Linked DNA regions of Homo sapiens: region 2 is linked to region 1. Evidence: chromatin contacts called from ENCODE Hi-C data. All regions are on one chromosome and are shown on one strand. The core of a region is the stretch at or near the end of the contact, and the rest is flanking DNA. Distances in the headings are between cores, read along the strand shown. Region 1 overlaps LOC107984788 (a long non-coding RNA gene). Region 2 has its middle 70 kb from the start of LINC02205.

Evidence for each region. A loop is a pair of places that touch in the nucleus more often than their neighbours do. Pooled maps may share reads with other maps.
Region 2: a map with no recorded cell type shows a loop between it and region 1 (8-fold over the local background). The contact joins two enhancer-like sites. A Hi-C loop is called at or near these places in 4 of 37 single-sample maps with no recorded cell type and 4 of 50 pooled maps.

What each region holds. Positions count from the first base shown.
Region 1 is chr15:69,757,776-69,761,134 of GRCh38, forward strand. All of the region lies in intron 2 of LOC107984788 (a long non-coding RNA gene), which reads left to right. Among named protein-coding and RNA genes, the nearest start is that of LINC00593, 76 kb to the right of the region's middle. RefSeq lists an enhancer at 3,158-3,227. Within about 2 kb of position 1,401, at least 5 of the 41 ENCODE cell types and tissues checked have a DNase peak (open chromatin) inside an H3K27ac peak, as active enhancers do.
Region 2 is chr15:70,434,238-70,437,845 of GRCh38, forward strand. No RefSeq gene overlaps it. Among named protein-coding and RNA genes, the nearest start is that of LINC02205, 70 kb to the right of the region's middle. RefSeq lists a silencer at 1,222-1,425 and an enhancer at 2,236-2,285. Within about 2 kb of position 1,299, at least 4 of the 41 ENCODE cell types and tissues checked have a DNase peak (open chromatin) inside an H3K27ac peak, as active enhancers do.

The DNA of each region.
Region 1 (3,359 bases), core at 151-2,650:
GATAGGACAAAATATTGTACCTGGGATCAATAAAAATTCTAATTCTAGCACTTTTTTTTTTTTTTTTTGAGACGGAGTTTTGCTCTTGTTGCCCAGGTTGGAGTGCGATGGCGTGATCTCGGCTCACTGCAACCTCCGCCTCCTGGGTTCAAGTGATTCTCCTGCCTCAGCCTCCCAAGTAGCTGGGATTATAGGCAGCTGCCAACATGCCTAGCTAATTTTTGTATTTTCAGTAGAGATGGGGTTTCACCATGTTGGTCAGGCTGGTCTCGAACTCCTGACCTCAGGTGATCTGCCTGCCTTGGCCTCCCAAAGTGCTGAGATTACAGACATGAGCCACTGTTCCCGGTCTAATTCTAGCACTTTCTAACTCTTAGACCTTGGCTTACATAATTAATGTTTCTAAAAGCTGTGATTTTTTTCATTTGCATAATGGAAATTGAAATAGCTCATTGTGATGGTTCTTCATTCAACATGTTTTTAAAGTCCCTACGAGGTGCTCAAGCACTCTGCTGCTGTGATACTGTGGGTACATGACTGGGAAAGCCAGAGGCCATCTGATACAGCCACAGGAATGAAGCTTTGCTGGTTGATAGATGGGATAATGCAGGGGTTGGCAAACTTTTTCTGTAAAGCGCCAGATAGTAAATATTTTAGGCTTTATTCTGCCATAGTAGTGCAAAAGCAGCCATAAACAATATATAAACAAATGGGTGTGGCTCTGTGCCAATAAAACTTCACAAAAAACAAGCAGCAGGCTTTGGCTTGTAGGAAGTAGTTTGCCTACTGCTGGGCTAAAGGTTAATGTTTGTGGATTGAGGGTCAGTTCCAGATCACTCCAAGAAGGTGGCTTCAGATGATGAACATGTGGACTTAGGCTGGCATGCTGGGAGTTCTTCAGGAGGGCCTCCAAATGCATCATTCCTCTTGCTTATGCAGAGCTGGACGGGTTAGATCTCAAGCTGGCTTAATTAACTTTCCAGGCCTTCTTCCTTAATGGCAAAGTACAAATTCAGTAGCATTCAGTGGCCCCTTATAACAGACACAGTAAGTATGACAAAGATACAACCCAGCCTACACTACTGGGATGACAGGGAAAAGTCATCCCAGCAGGGTTTAACTAGTGGTTTCCCAAACTTGAACACTCATTGAATCACTCAGGATGCTTGTTAAAAATACAGATTCCTGGACCCCTACTTTAGAATGATTATTTCAAGCTATAGAGATGACCTGGGGATTCTGGACCATTAGCATGTGGACCAGATGATTTTAAAGGAGGGAAACTCAGAGTTAGGCCCCTTTTAGCTGTGACATACAGTGGTTATCAAAAGAGTAAAGGAAGCCTGTCTGCCCTTGCTGGGCTGTGGTGGGACAGAGAATGGTGGTGGTGGGGATCGTTATCTTGTCTGCAAAGACGTGGCAGGATGTGGTTGACCTGAACTTCCTGTGAATCAAGGAACCAGAGAACAGGGGGGAGAGATTCACAGCCCGGCAGTAGGCTCAGCCCACATGCCTAGAGTGTGCTCAGTGGGTACTGGGAAATGAGAGCCTGGCCCCACCTCTTCTCCGTGACCTTGGGCAGGTCACTTCACCTCTCAGAGTGTCAGTTTCCTCATGGATACAAAGGAGATGATGATAGGTCATTTTCAAGGACACCATGAAGAATAAATAAGGTATCATTTATAAAACCTCTGTCTCCTTGATTAGTGGTAGAAAATTCTCTTTCAGTGGAATCAGTGTCCACCTCAAAACATCCAAGGGCCAAGAGTTAGGAGACCTCCTTCATGGGCGGGGTTTTACCAATGACTCAATGCTCCATCTTGGAGTAAGTGAGATCATGTTGCTGGGCCTCACTTCACTTGACTGTAGAATGGGACGTTATGCACCTGCGGTTCCCTGTTTCCTTTTCAAGGATTCTCTTGAAGGTTGGATGAGACTATGGAATGAGAAGTGTCCTGGTGCTGTCAAGGGATATGGCAAAAAAAATGTGCAAGACCATTCTTGTCAGGTGCGGGGAGAGATGTTGCTGACTTTAATAATGTACTTCTTTCCATTTGTTATTTTTACAACAAAGGAAGAAATAAAACAGGACCTCTGAAAGATTCCTTGTCATATATAGCTTTCTCCTATTGAGTTATTTTCATCTGAGTTTATCAATCAATTGAGAAACAGTCACTGGATATCAACGGTGTACCCAGCCCTGTGCTATGTGTAAGATAAGGAGGTTCAGAGGTATGCCGCTAGGTCCCTAACCATGAGAGACCCACAGTCCAGCTTAGGAGATAACAAATATGTGTTATCCAGGTATGTTAACACATGGGAAGTGAAATAGAAGTGCAGTGATGATGCTGATGATGCTGACAGTAATGATGGAAAGGATGAAGATGATGTTAATTATTCTTCATATACACCACAATTGTACAGTTTACAAAGCATGTTTAGGACGATTATCTTATCTGATATTCAAGTCTAGAAAAACCCTGATTTTACTGATGAACAAACTGAGGGTAATAACTTCTCAGAGATCAGATAGGAAGAAAGTAGCTTAGTTGGACTCCAGCTTCTTTCTTTTGGCCCCAAGAGTGCCATTATCCTCAAGACATCATAACTTTCTTCCTTTAAATTGCAACAGAACATTGCAAAATGCACATTATCGTCAGATAGTAACATGAGTAAATTAGCACATGGGAAGTGAATGTTACAAGATCTCAAAGAGCAGGCAGGTCAGGAGACTGTTGACTGCAGTGAACAGAAGAGGCTCAGTGGAGAAAGCTGTAACTGAGTTTAGCCTTGGAAGGCTGCATGGTATTTTTGAGAGGTGGAGATGGGGAGAGGGGTGACATTCTTGGCAACTGGAAATGTATAGGTAAGAAAGGAAGTGAGAAAGTTCAGGGTGTGGCAGGAAATAGCCAGACCCCAGTCTGACCACAGTGGGTTCCATATAGTGGATCTGCTGGGGAAGAGTTGGGGATGTTCTCTTCCAAAGGGCTGGAGTGGTACTCTTTACTTTAGCGTAGGTGGGATATGGCCACCATTTTCTCTTTGATATCCTTATCCCCCTCAATCCCGAGTCCATCCATAATCAAATGAAGCAGTAATCAAATCAAATAACAGTCTGTAGTCCTAGCCCAAAGACAGAGTCTGCCACTTCCGACTTTTTTCTTTAAAAAAAAAAAAAAATGTCAGAATGCTGCTGAAACAGGAACAGCATTGAGGCAACAGCAGCTCTGACTCACAAACAGCACATCAAAGCAGCAACGATAAGAAACTGGCAGTAATTGTGCGTGTGAGCAGTGTTTTCCTGATGCTCTTTGAGGCTTGGGGGCCCCTCTGGGCAGCCTGATTGTGGAAAGAAGCAT
Region 2 (3,608 bases), core at 49-2,548, 680 kb after region 1:
AAGAGGCAGCTTTAGTCAACCCGTGGAAGGGACTTGCAGACCCGGACGATCCTTAGAAGGCTGATCAGGAAGCGACATTGACCAGGGGTGCCTGGCATTCTTCCCTGCCCTGGGATCAGCGTGGCCTCAGGAGTGCACCCAACAATGCCATCAGGCTGCCAGGACCCTCTACTGCCAGCTGGGTGACCTTAGGAAAGTCAGCTGGCCTCTCTGAGCCTGCTTCCCTGGGTGGACAATGGGGAAAACCCCTCCTTCTTGGGGTTGTTTGAAGATCAAATGGAATTCTTGAGCACAATCTCTTCCATTGTAATGGCTTCCTGGCTTGCTCCTACTTCCTCCCTGCTCCATTAAAGCTTAATCTGATAAATCAATTAAGGATAAAATACTATTGGCTGACCTCTGGTTAGTTGCCAGAGTTCAAGGACAACAATTTATTCCTCTGTGCATCTTCCTACCCCCAACCACCCCCCCGCTCCACCCGCGCGCGCGCGCGCGCACACACACACACACACACACACACACACACACACACACAGTGAATTGTCTAATGGCCTCTTCTTCCAGATAGGAGACACTCTTTGTGCCTCCATAAATGTAGCCTGGCACCAGTAAGTCCTGTATAAGTACTTAGTAGATAAAGGAATGAAAGCCTGGCCAGAGGGAAAATCCAAACCTCCTGCTAGGAGGAAAGCCAAAGGTCAAAGTTGGGTAAATAGGGGAAAGGAACCAGCCCCAGTAGCCAAGGTAGGTGAAACAGAAAGAAAAATCAGTAGAGAAGAGACAGGTTGGGAAGAGGAGTACAAGGTAGGTCAGGAGAGTTGTCCAGGTCATGCAATGAACAAGGTCTTCTGGGCTTTGAAAGACACATGACTGTAGCTCTGTGGCTTAAGGCTGGACTTCATGGTTTCTAGGACCAGACTGCTCTGGAGACCATGGAAATTGCACTGCCCAGCTGCGTGCTGGGGAGTCCTGGTGAAAAGACTGTTTCATTCCACTGAGAAGCCAAGGAAGCAAAGACGCGAAAGGGAGAAATAGGGAGGTTTCTGAGCAAGAGTGGCAAGAGGAAAGTGCTATTTCAGGGAACAAATGATTAGTGATGTTACACAGAACAGGTCAGAGGAGGAAAGAATGCAATTGGGGAAACTAGTGAGGATGCGGCCCAGGGAAGACTCAATGAAGACTGAGGCCAGGGTGACGAGGGTGGGAAAGGACACAAAAGAAGTAAACAAGAAAGGAAATCAAGACACAGACTCCCTCTCTGTGCTCCTCAGCCTGCTTCTCACCTTCCCTGCACCTGTCTCAGCCAAAGCCAGCCCTCAGGGCCCTCCCAGCCCCATGCCCCCGGGGCCAGGCCCAGTTACATCAGGTAAATAAAAAGGAAGTATGTGGTTTCTTCTTTCATTTCTCTCTCCTGACTTCCTCTGACTGCCAAAATTTGTCTGTCCCATCTGCAAAAATGTGACATTTTATATTCAAAGCAGTGCATGTCTAGTTATTTACTAGATGTGCAGCTAAGACATAATTACATTTAAAGTATTTTCCCCCAGGAATAGTCTTCCTTTAAGCAACAGTGCTCATTGTTTGAAGATCCTACATTTGGCGAAAAGAGTTCATAATTGCCTTGTAAACAGGTCTTGCAGACAGACACAGCAACAGCTACTTCTAAAACCTCCTGGAAGATTCTGGGGCTGAGAAAGTTGTGTATCTGTGTGTCTGCACATGTGTGGGTCCATGTGTCTGTGCATGTCCATTTGTGTGGGTGTGTTCTAGGTATGTGTGTGTGTGAGAGAGAGAGAGCACGTGTTTATGGAACACACGTCTGTGTCTTGTGTGTTGTGGAGGGGCAGAGCATGAAGAAGGAAACTAGTGTCTATTGAGAGCCTACCATGTTGCAAGTGCTTTGGGCATGGCCTTATTTAATCTTCAAATATTCTTGTCTCAGTTTAACAGCTGAAGAAACTGAAACTTAGAGAAGTAAAAGAACTTGCCCCAAATTAATCTGCCCATAAGTTTCAGAGATAGAACTCTGCTTCTCATAGTCTGTCTAGTTTGTGCTAAAAAGACTGAAGAAATAAAAGTACCATGTTGTGTTTTCACTCAGTGGCATACTTCATATTTTCTCAGATTCATTCATATATAATCATGTATATATCATTTTCTGAGTCCCTCCTGTCCTAGGCATTGTGGTAGAAACCTTACATATGCAATCTAATGCAATGCTTACCACCTCTCTGGAAGCGGGTTTATTATTGCCATTTCAGAGATTTAAAAAAATGAGGCATCAAGGGATTAGGTAACTCCCCCTCACAGAGCTGTAATGCAAAGGCAGCTTTGTTCAACTCCAAAGCCCACGCTCTTGCCCTTACATCCCACAGACTGGCTTCATTATTACTCAGTTTTGAGTCTTGAGAATTTAGAGTCTAGGTAGGCAGGAAAAGCATACATGTGACAACCAGAGTTATCACATGGTGGTCTGTATGTGAAGGCCAGCAGCTACCTTACATCACCAAAACTCAGATTATCTCCATCTTCCTGCTCTGCTACCCTCAGTCTGTCGGCTGCCTCAGACTAGTTTTCCTCATGGTTACAAGACAGTTGCCAGAGTTCCAAGCATTGCAAACAGCCTTGACTATACCCAGTGAAAGAAGGTAGACTAGTTAATTCTTATTTCTCTGTCTTTTTTCCTCTTTTTAAATCTTCATTTATTTTATTTTATTTCTACTATATCCTTCTAACTTTTTGTCTGTGTGTATACATAGAGGAAGTTTGGGAAGATGTTTACCTGTTGAAAAGGCATCTTTGTGTACTTTGATGCATGGTTTGATTTGTTTTTGTAATGAACATACAGAATTTTTTAGAAAAAATAGTATCTTTTAAAAAATGATGTCAGTATTCAAAAGAAATGAAACTAATCTCACAGTGTCATTCACCTGCTTAAGGTGCATCATTGGCTTCCCCACCACAGACCGGATGAAGGACAAACTCTATGGCAGTTTATAAGCCCTTCTGTCATGTGGCCTCTGTGTTCCTGCCGGAGGACTTTGGTCCTCAAACATGCAGATGTTTCTGTGCTTCCCGCCTTGGTTCCGGCGCTCTCTCCTGCTGGAGAACCTCCCTCCACTGCTCCGTCAGTGGAAACCCTGTGCCTTCCTCAAGGACCAAACCAAAAATACCTTGCTCCTTGCAGCTTCTCCAGGAAGCTCAGTCAGGAGATATTGCTCCCCTATCTAGAGGCCAGATTTTTGTGCATTTTGCATTGTGGTGAGTTTGGGTCAGTGGCATGCTGGAGCCGGTGGCTTTTTTCCACTCTTGAGACCTGAGCCTGTGCATCTCTTCCCAAGATGTCATATTGGTGTCTTGGAATCGGCCATGGAGAGAATATTTATACCATGGGAAATGACAAATGCTACAATTTTTTTTTCCTTAGGGAAGTTAGTTGTTAAACATTTACCAGCACACCTTCAGTTTGGGTAGGGGTCCATCTCAAAAATTGACTCAGAATTAATTCAGGGAGGCCTGTCTTATTTCGCTCCAAACTCCATCCCTCATGCTGCTAGCACAGTGCTGTGCTCAGTTCTAGAAAATTAGCTTTTGCAAGCAAAAGGGCA